2 separate regions of the Homo sapiens genome follow, and region 1 is linked to region 2. Evidence: chromatin loops called from intact Hi-C (ENCODE). Cell type or tissue: endothelial cell of umbilical vein. All regions are shown on one strand.

The links. A loop is a pair of places that touch in the nucleus more often than their neighbours do. Peaks named below come from ENCODE experiments on the same cell type or tissue, not always from the same donor. Only the 100,000 strongest peaks of a DNase experiment are listed, where the experiment ranks them.
Region 1: it touches region 2 in a loop (6-fold over the local background); 1 of 110 quality-filtered maps calls a loop at or near these places.

The regions. Positions count from the first base shown.
Region 1 is chr1:29,450,833-29,455,832 of GRCh38, forward strand. The region is part of intron 1 of LOC107984933 (a long non-coding RNA gene); the gene reads left to right. Among named protein-coding and RNA genes, the nearest start is that of LINC01756, 100 kb to the left of the region's middle. RefSeq lists enhancers at 2,075-2,575, 3,661-4,639. In endothelial cell of umbilical vein, a CTCF peak has its summit at 2,886; no DNase peak of the experiment used is centred here.
Region 2 is chr1:29,381,747-29,386,746 of GRCh38, forward strand. No RefSeq gene overlaps it. Among named protein-coding and RNA genes, the nearest start is that of LINC01756, 34 kb to the left of the region's middle. In endothelial cell of umbilical vein, no CTCF peak of the experiment used is centred here; a DNase peak (open chromatin) is centred at 2,425; H3K27ac peaks cover 676 bases.

The sequences.
Region 1 (5,000 bases), 69 kb after region 2:
GTGCCCGCCTCACAGGCTCCGTGAGGGTCAAGCAAGGCAAGCCATTTGAAGCACTCAGAACATTGCTGGCGCACAGCTAGGACTAATGGACACCAGCGAGGACTTTTACCTCATTAGCACCCACAGGACTGGTGTGAAGGTTAGATGAGAGCCGTGGAAGGCTCATGCTGGTACCGAGGAAGCAGTGGATGCTATCATTAAGAGCAGGCTCATTTTAAAGCCCCCTACTGTGTGCCTGGCACTGTTTCAGGAGCTTGGGTCACATCAGGGACAAAAGAGACCAAGATCCATGTGTGATGGGCACAGGGGGCCGGAGGAATGGGAGTGTGTGGGATTGCAAGCTGATGAAGTCCCTTACCCAGTTATGTGACTTCACAGATGCTGAGAAAAACAGGCCAGAGGTTAGTTGCCAAGGTGAATTGCCCTGAGGTCTGGGAGAACTAGGTCCTCAGTAGATGCTCTCTGAGCTCTGGGTGAGACAGACCTGGTTCCCAGCCATCTCTTAGCTCTGGCACCATCAAGACCCTCCAGGAGGGAGTACGGGTGGGGCCAAGCGCCCACCAGCCCACCCCAGACAGTGTCTTCGAAGATAAACCGTTTTCCCAGTGGCCCAAATGAAAACCGTATTGCCTGGAAAGTGCAGTTCAAACAGAATTACCGGAATCCTTTGTCACCAGAGTGGGCGTCACATGGCCAGCATCTGCGAAGGTGTCAATAATCATAATTAATGAGACCTTCCCCAGACTCCTGACGCGATGATATGTCAGCTGCGCCTTCGAGTCTGCAAGGATGAGAGGAGGGGGAGGGATTGTCCCACACCCCCTCGTCTGGCACCTTCCCCCTCCCCACCCCCAGTGGGGGCTCAGGGTGCTCCGTCCCTCTCAACAGCCCAGGTGGGGCAGCTCCATTAGTGGAGGTGGTGCTCACCCTGCACACTCCACGGTGAAGCTTCTGAGACTTGGAAGCAGGAGGTGAGTGGGAACACGTGTGCATTCAGGATCATCATCATCATGTGGAATAATAAGGATAATAAAATAGTAATGACAATAGCAGCTCTCACATACTGAGCACCTACTGTATGCCAGGCCCTGAGTTAAGATGTTATGCCCATGAGCTCATTTGACCCCATTATCCATGGTGACCACAGAATTCATCCTCCGACTGGGATGCTTGGGAGACTGGAAGATGGCACTGGGAGTAATGACACCCACCCCGGCCCCTGGACAGCCTGGCTCCCCTACTTCAGGTCTCAGCTCAGACGTCCTCATCTGCGCGCTCCTCCTGACTGCGTCTCACGTGTCACTGTCCCACTCCCTCCCATCATGCGCTGCCCCTTCACCTGTCCTGTGTCCCTGACCTCATCGCCACCCACATGCCCCACAGCTGGTCAGTCCTTTATGTGTCTGTCATCTCTCCCCATTACCATGTGGGCTCCCCGAGGGGAGGGATGGGGCCTCTTCTGTCCACTGTGGTGTCCCAGGGCCTCAGCCAGTGCCTGGGCCACGGTAGCTACTCAGCCAATGATGGGTGGGTGGAGGGATAGACAGGTGGGTGGGTGAATGAATTAATAAAAAGTCCCAGAATAGAGAGAACTGAGATGTGAGTTCATTTCTCCTTTCTAAAGGCTTCGCTGGGATGACAGATGTCCTGGGGAATCTTCTGTCATCCTCAGCCACTTTGAAGGATGGGGAGCAGGGAATCTGGGTCTGGGCCTGAGCCGCAGTCTGAGAGGCAGACTGGCGTTGAGGTGGAGCTCCTGCAAGGGTTGCAGGGAGGGTGGAAAACACTCACGGACTGTGGAAGCCGAAGCTGTGTCCAACCACCTGACAGAGCTCAGTCTAGCTCCACCACCAACAGCTGTGTGGCCTTGAGCCCTCTCCTCCCGGGGCCTCTTCTTCATGTGGGAGACAGCAGCCTGCTCCAGGGCTGCTTTCAAGAAGAAGAGAGGTGAGGGATGTGGCGGTGCTTTGAATCAGAGCACGGGGATGCAGGAGGGGAAGGGTGTCCTTTTGACTCTCCCCAGAGTGCACAGGCCTCCTGAGAGGGTCCCTGAGACGGTCCCCACCCCTGCTTACCCTTACAGGGCTCAGTCAACCAGGTAGGTCCTGCAGAGGTCTTGGGCTGCAACTTGGGCTGTTAACTCCTTCTGAGCCAGGCAGCCAGTCACTTAGCAGGGGCAGATATGTGTGCATGGGGATGGGGAGGCAGTGCCAGCAGGAGCTGGGAATCGGGGCTTGCCCTGCTGCTGGGGCTGGGGCCAGGGTCAGTGCTTTTTGGAAGACTCACTCTTTCTAAGGACTTCTTTATCTATTTGCCTCATCTTCTGCCCTACTTACGCCACCAGCACTTACTGAGCACCTCCTCTGTTCCAGGCACTGTGCTGGGTGCTGTGTTCCCACGGGCAGTGAAACAGACATGACCACCACACTCCTGGAGGTCGGAGTCCAGCAGGGGATAGACATTAATAAAATAATCACTCCAGTAGACATTCACCCATCTGGGCAAGTGCTATGAGACAGAATTAGAGGGGCTGGGATGGGAGTGGATTACCAAAGGAGGGAGGGAGTGATCAGGAAAGATTTCCCTGGGAAAGTTTTCCCTGGGAAAGTGACATCTGACCTGGGCTCTGACAGACAAAGGCGTTAGTGAGACAGAAAGGAGGGAGGAGGGCACTCTGGGGAGACGGAACTGTAGGTGCAAAGGCCCTGGGTGGGACAGAGTGTGCCTGAGGGACCAAACACACTTGTTAGACGCTCCTGCTAGTGATTGTTGTTGTTACTGTTAATCTGGGCCCAGGGGAAGATTGGCTCTGCCCCTGGAGAGGGGAGGGGCTCTTAAAACACCACTTGCTTCCAAGTTTACTCCCCCTTCCGGCGGTTAGCATTAAATACAAGTGTATTGTTGTCATACTTGCTCTCCTCCCCGGCTTCCTCCTCCTCCTATTCATCTCCTCCTCCTCCTCCTCCCCCCCTCCTTCTCCTCCTCCTCCTCCTCCTTCTTCTCTTCTCAGTTACACCTGTAGTCAGGGACAGTTGAGGTCAACTTTAGCTGTGGTTGGACTGATCAATGAATGGCCTTGGCAGGGAGGGGCAATGCCTTGGTTGTGGTACAGGGGTGGGAAGTTTCCCCCAGGTCCCTCCAAGACCCCTGTGGGCCCAGACCCTGTGATCATCAGATGCCCCCACCCTCACACCTGCAGGAGCCCCATCCCATATGTGGCCTGGACAATGCCAAACCCTGGGTAGTCTCATCTTATGTTCTGGATGTGGATGAGCCCCCTGTCCTGATGGGGCACATGACCTTGAACAAGACTCTTCCTCGGAACAAGGCTCTTCCTCCGAACGCCCACAGGAGGGAGGCTGCAAAGGGTGAGGGGGTCTGGGATTAGGTGACCCCAATGATGGCTGAGTGGCGTCTTCTGGGAGGCCTGGAGCCTCTGTCCTGCTGATGGGTGCCTGGGTGAGGATGGAAGTGTTAATGCTGGGATGTTCTGCCCAGGCTCCTGGAGCCTGTGTGTGCCCCTCCTTGCCGTGATTAATTCAGTTTGGTAACGTGGTATTTTTGCTGGAAATCTAATCGTCATTTCTGATGGTAGAGGAATTGAAAAATAAATTGAAAGTGTCAGACGATGCATCAGGGTGGGCGATGGAGTGGAAGCGGGGGCTGCCCACCCAGTCTCCCCACTGGGCAATTTGCAGGCCCAAGAAATTAGCCAAGTTTCTGTTTCTACAATTATAGGATCAAGAACACAGGTGATAGGGTGAAGCAGGGGGAAGCAGGTGTGAGGTGAAGAGAGCAGAGAGATCCCAGCCTGGAGGCAGCATCAGAGCCACAGATGAGGAGATGGTCTCAGAGTGGACAGGGACCCGTCCATGATACCACAGGAGGCTGTGGGCACCGCGAGGCTGGGATCCGGGCTCCCTCCTTCCACCACCAGTCCAGGGAGCACACTGACAGGGTCTGGGCCTCCGTGGAGATGGATGCTCTTGGCAGTTCAGCCCCAGGGTCCACCATCTGGGAGCCCCACCTCCCCAAGCTGCCCCTCTGCCTCAGGGAGGGGGCTGGCCACCTGGGAGTTGGGGCCACCTTGCGTGCCTGTTTCTGAATAATGTAAGTGCAGGTCTCTGAGTCTACAGGGACTGGAGTCTACAGGGACTGGGGTCTCCCTGGCAGTGTCTGGCCTCCCGCAAGGGCTCCTGCCCCTGGTGAGGTCTAGGTCTCCCCAGCAGACTGGACTCTCTACTGGCAAGGCTGCCTCCCCCCGCTAGTCAGAGCGGCCTCCTTGGGCAGGTGTCTGACTTCACCCCCTAGAGGCTCCTGAGAGCAGGCGCGTGTCTTCTCCAGACTGAGGGCTCCTGAAGTCAGGACTGTCCCCCCGACCTGAGGCCTCCTTGAAGGTGGTGGACTAGCTTCCCACTGGACCTCAGCTCTTCAGACCTCCTCGAGGGCCTGGGCAGCTGGTGTCTGTTGAGGTTCTGGTGGTCAGGCTGGCTCTGTCCAGACCTGGCACATGGAAGGGAGAGGGGAAGGTGTAAGCAGAGAGCTGGAAAGAAGGGGAGGTGCATGCTAACTTCACACCCCTTGGATATGGGGGACAGTCCTTGTCAGGAGGACTAGGGGACCAGGGATCCTGGGGACAGGCCCTACTGTGTCCTGCAGCCACTGACCGTCCTGAAAACCCCTCCTTCCCAATGACTGTGGAACTGGGAGAGCCCAGCACTGGAGGGAGGAGGTCTGGGGTCCTGCCCACCTCATTCATTCATTCATTCATTCAACAAGTGTCTCTCAGCTCCCTACTTTGTGCTTGGCACCATGCAAGGCACTGGAGATGCAGCAGGGCACAAAATGGACGAGGTCCTGCCCCTACGGAGCTTGCATGCTTGTAGGGCGGAGACTGATAATAAACACACCAATGAATGAATGAACAAGATCATTTCAGAATGTGTTGAGTGCCATGAAGGAAATAAAGCAGGATGTTGTGGAAAAGAGTGGCTGGAGCA
Region 2 (5,000 bases):
CCCCCATCACTGCTCTTTGTCCCTGCTCTCCTTCATTGGTGGCCTTTGGGAGCTCCAGCTCTCTGCTCCGACTCCTCGAGTGTGTGTCCAAGTGGCCGGAAGAATGAAGGGCCTCATTTATGAGCACCTACCCTCCTTCGAAGGTATATGGGAATATAATTAGAGTTATATAATTAGGAATTATATATAATATATTCGTAATATTAAATTTGATTAAATTTCAGGGGTTTTGACCTCCCTGAATCGTACCCTCTCATTCATAAATCATGGATTAATAACCCCAACTCTTACCCGAGGCCAGAAAACTCCCAGAGGCTCATGGGACATTTTCCGGGACCTCACACATGTCTACTGAAGGATTTCCTACTCAGAAGTGGAGCCCCACCTTTGAACCCCCAGGCCTGATAGGGTTTCCTTGCCCTACCTCAGTGGCATCTACAGTCAAAGCTTAGGCTTGGCAGACATTGACATTTGCAGTCAGGATCTGCCACTTATGTTCCCGCCTGAGGCTTAGTTTCTGGGACTTCAGCTGTTAGAAAAACACCAAACTTCTGAAGACCCAAGATGCCTTCAGTCTGGGTCTCCGCTTTCGCCTGCAAGGGGCTGACTTCCAGCTTGGCAAAGGGGAGAATCCCTGAGTCACTGAGTTCTGGATTCAAGAGATGGATCAGACACTTGCTAGATGTGTAGGTTTGAACAAGTCACTTAACATTTCTAGGCCTCAGTTTCTCCATCCATGAAATGTGAATATTGTATTAGATGATCCCTCCCATGTCCACACATCTTCCACTCTAACTAAACCAGGCAGGTCTCTACTCTGGAGACCATCCCTACCTCCCCGCCTTTGCGCATGCCAATTCGTCTGCCAAGAGAGCTCCCCCCTTTCCCATCTCCATCTCTCACTTTTAAATATTCCCTACATTCTAAGGCCTGGTTCAAAAGCCATCAAAGTCTCCCGTGACTCAACTAGAAGGACTGAATAGTCTTGTGGCTACCCTTCATTTTCTGCTGTTATCTCTGTATTTCCCAGGCTCTCCCAATTAGAGAAAGCCAATGTTTATTGAACACCTACTATATGCCAGATTTTGTGTAATGTGCTTCACCAGGATCCACTTTTGATTTTTCCCAGCAACCTGTGAGGTAGACATGATGATACCATTTCACAGAGGTGGACGTGGAGGCTTAGGGAGATCAGGTGAGTCATCACAGGTAGGGACCAGTAAGGGACATTTGGACCTAGGACTGTCTGCCTCCCACGTGGGGGGTCCCTAGTGCAGGGGCTGCATCTTGTCCCTGGTGGGCACCCTATGGGTGCTTGTTGAGGGGCTGGTGGGTTGTACCCGCCTCCAGCTGCCTGTGGCTCAGAAATTAGCAGGTATAACCATGCGGCTCTGGGCATGGGTTTGATGATCAAATGCTGGGCAGGTCTCTCTCCTTTCAGCAGTTCCAAAGCTCAGACAAGAGGAGAAGAAACCTGTGCTAGGTGCAGATGCATCCCCCTCCGCCTCTGTGTCGCTAAGGGCATGCGGGTGGACTGCAGAGTGCGTCTTGGCGGCTGGACTTGGGAGAATTAACTTCTCCACTCAGGGCTTACATTTCAGGCTGCTGTGAGCAGAGGCAGGAGGTGGTGGAGTGGAGCGGAGCGGGAGGTGGGGAGGGGAAGGTGCGAACTCCCAGCCCTGATGCTCCGGCATCTGTGGCTTCTCTGCTGCCTCTCCCCATCGCTCTTTCTCTGTGCTTATTATTCTCTCCCCCATCTCTTCAGTCTCACTGTGGCCTTTTCCATCTTCCCCAGCTCGTTCCTCCATTCCTCTGCCTGCGTCTGTTGTGACATGTTTCTCTCTCTTGTCTCCCTCCGCCTCTGCCTGAGAGTGTGTCCTGTGAGCGTCCCCCTCTCTCTCTGAGATTGTGCCTCTTTCTCATTTATATCCTCTCACAACGGCTCTCTCTTCGTGGATTTGTCTGTAACTGCCTTTGTATATTCGTGTATCTGATTTTTCTATCTTTATCTCCCGCTAGGCATTTCTTATTCTGTGTTTTTACTTCCTAGTGTGAATCTGTTTTTTCTCTTCCTTTCCCCCTCTCCTACCTCTTCATATGTATGATCTCATCTCCATGCCCCCACCTCGCACTGTGTGTGTTTCTCTCTTTCCTTCCTTGTGAGTGTGTGTGGAGGGTGCACTTGGTGTCTTTGTGTGCTAAAGGCTTTCTTGATGTCTCTTCTCTGTTTCTCAATGAATCGATGGAATCTCTCTCCCTCTCTTACTCGCTTGCTCCTCCCACCCCATATTTGCTGCTGGTACCAACATGGAAATCTGGGAGACTCAGATGGGAGGGCCTTGAGTTCCAAGGAAGGGGGAATCAGCTTTCGGGCAGGCAGGCAGCTCTCAGCTGGGCATCAGGAAGGAAGGAACATGTTGCAAATCCAAGGGGGACTCTGAGTCATCTCATCCGGGGCAGCGGGAAAAACACTGGACTCTGAGCCAGAGAAACAGAGTGGGAGCCTGGAGCCTGCTTCTTCCACTTCCTGTGTGACCTTGGGCAAGTCACCTAACCTGTCTGACCTCAGTTTCCTCATTAGTAAGATGGAGCTGTTGTAAAGATTAAATGAGTTCATTGCTATAGAACTGGAAGCCCAGTGCATGATGCAGGGAGTGCAATGAAGAGATGGATGAGCCAGGGTTCAAAAGCTTCCCCCAAGTGGACAAAGGCCCACAGGAGGATGCTGGATGGAGGAATTGCTGGAGGTCAAGGAAGGAGCCAAGGAGGTGTCCTGGAGGCAGGTGCAGAGGACAGGCTGCGGGAACATCAGACAGTGGGTTGGGGTCATGGGGGCAGCAGGAGGTTGATGCTGGTGCCTCCCTCTTTAGCCCAGACCCCCTTTCCCACACCCCAGGTATTCCCAGTCCCTCTCTCCAGGGGGGGCCACCACAGGGGCTCCTCAGAGGTAGAAAGCTGGAGACAACGCCTGCCAGGGCTGGCAGAGTGACCAAGGCCCTGGACTCCAACCTGTAGTTCGGAGGGAATCAGAGCTTGTGCTGTAGATGCCTAGCTGGGGTTGCCTTTCTGCCCCTGCCCAGTGCCTAGGGCTGGGACAGACGTGCTCACTCACGTAGCAATTACTCACTGAGCCCTCGTTTGTGCCAAGGGTGGCAGTGCAGCAGAGGGTTCAGTCTAGTAGGGGAGACAGAGACAATTCAAGTACCCGCAAGACATGCAGATGACCACACGTGGTAATGAAGCGTATGGGGTGTGATGAGCACATAGGATCCAGGGTCTGACCTCACCTGGAGGTCAAGGTGGGCTTCCTGGAGGAGGTGATTTGGAGCCAAGAACCCAAAGGCTGGGAAGGAGCTGACCCCTGCTTGAGTAAATAGGGTGGGGAAGATAATTCTGTTGTAGTTATTTATTGCTGCATAACAAACTACTGTAAAATTCAGTGGCTTAAAACAACCATTTTATTTTGTTCATCATGTTGTGGGCCAGGAATTTGAGAAGGGCTCAGCTGGGCCACTTGGTGTCAGCCAGGAGCAATATTGGGGCTGGAGGGTCCCTTCCAAGATGACATCTTCACTGTTTGGCATTTTAGTGCTTCTTGGCTCTTTCTTCAGATGGCATCTCCTCCAGAACCTTCTGCATGCCTTTAGCTTCCTCACCAGATGATAGCATCGTGATAGATGGAGCTCTTACATGGAGGCACAGGGCTGCAAGAGACTGTAAACTAAAAATAAAATCCCAAGCCCACAATCAACTAAAGGGACCCCCTCTTGGCCCAGGGACCCCAGAAAAACCTTAAAAATGGAGTTCCCAGCCTTGACAGGGTAGGAAGTCCAATGTGCCTAGTTACACTGGCTTCCTTTTACAGTTCAGACATAACAGCTGACCTGCATTAATGTTTTTTTTTTTTTTTTGAGACGGAGTCTTGCTCTGTCACCCAGGCCGGAGTGCAGTGGCGCCATCTCGGCTCACTGCCAGCTCCACCTCCTGGGTTCACACCATTCTCCTGCCTCAGCTTCCTGAGTAGCTGGGACTCCAGGTGCCTGCCACCATGCCCAGCTACTTTTTTTTGTATTTTTAGTAGAGACGGGGTTTCACTGTGTTAGCCAGGATGGTCTCGATCTCCTGACCTCGTGATCTGCCCATCTCGGCCTCCCAACGTGCTGGGATTACAGGCATGAACCATCGCGCCCAGCCCCAGCGTTAATGTTAAAATAAAATAGAGATCATAAGGCTGACAGAACGAATTCTTTGTGGCAGTAAGATACCAAATTATAAACAGGACCTAACGCCATGCCAGGCAAGGGTTGAGTCACACAACCCTACACTTCAAGAATAATCCATGTTCTAATTGCCACAGGTTTTCTTTTTTCTCTATCAGCCAAACAAGCACTGACCTTGAGATAAGCAATGTTAGAGCAGTTACAGCTCACCAACCACCAGACACCGACTAACTGACTCCCAGTTCCACAAGCCATAACTACAGCTTTGATTGGACAAGGGACTGATTTCCGTAACTTTCTCCTGATAAGAAGACTACCTACCATGGTCAGTTTACAGAGACTGCACATTTAAATGCCTTCGTGACCACCTTCATGAATATTCATAGCTGCTCCTATAAACTGTTGAATATGTATGTTTGGCTAACCTATTCAGCTTAAATTTCTGTCTTATCCTGCCCTCCTTTGAAAGGCCTGGTAATGCCTTTGGTAGGAGGCGATGCTTCCTAGCTTGTGAAATGGCCACCTTGCAGGCTGTAATCATTTATAAGAAACAAAGTCTCCTGTCCAATTTATAAACTGTGTGATTTTTTTTTTAAATTTAGAGACAGGGTCTTGCTGTGTTGCCCAGCCTGGAGTTCAGTGGCACAATCATGGCTCACTGCAACCTTGAATGCCTCAGCTCAAGGAATCCTCCCCTCAGCCTCCTGAGTAGCTGGGAGTACAGGCACACACCACCATGCCTGGCTAATTTTAAATTTTTTTGTAGAGATGGGGTCTCAC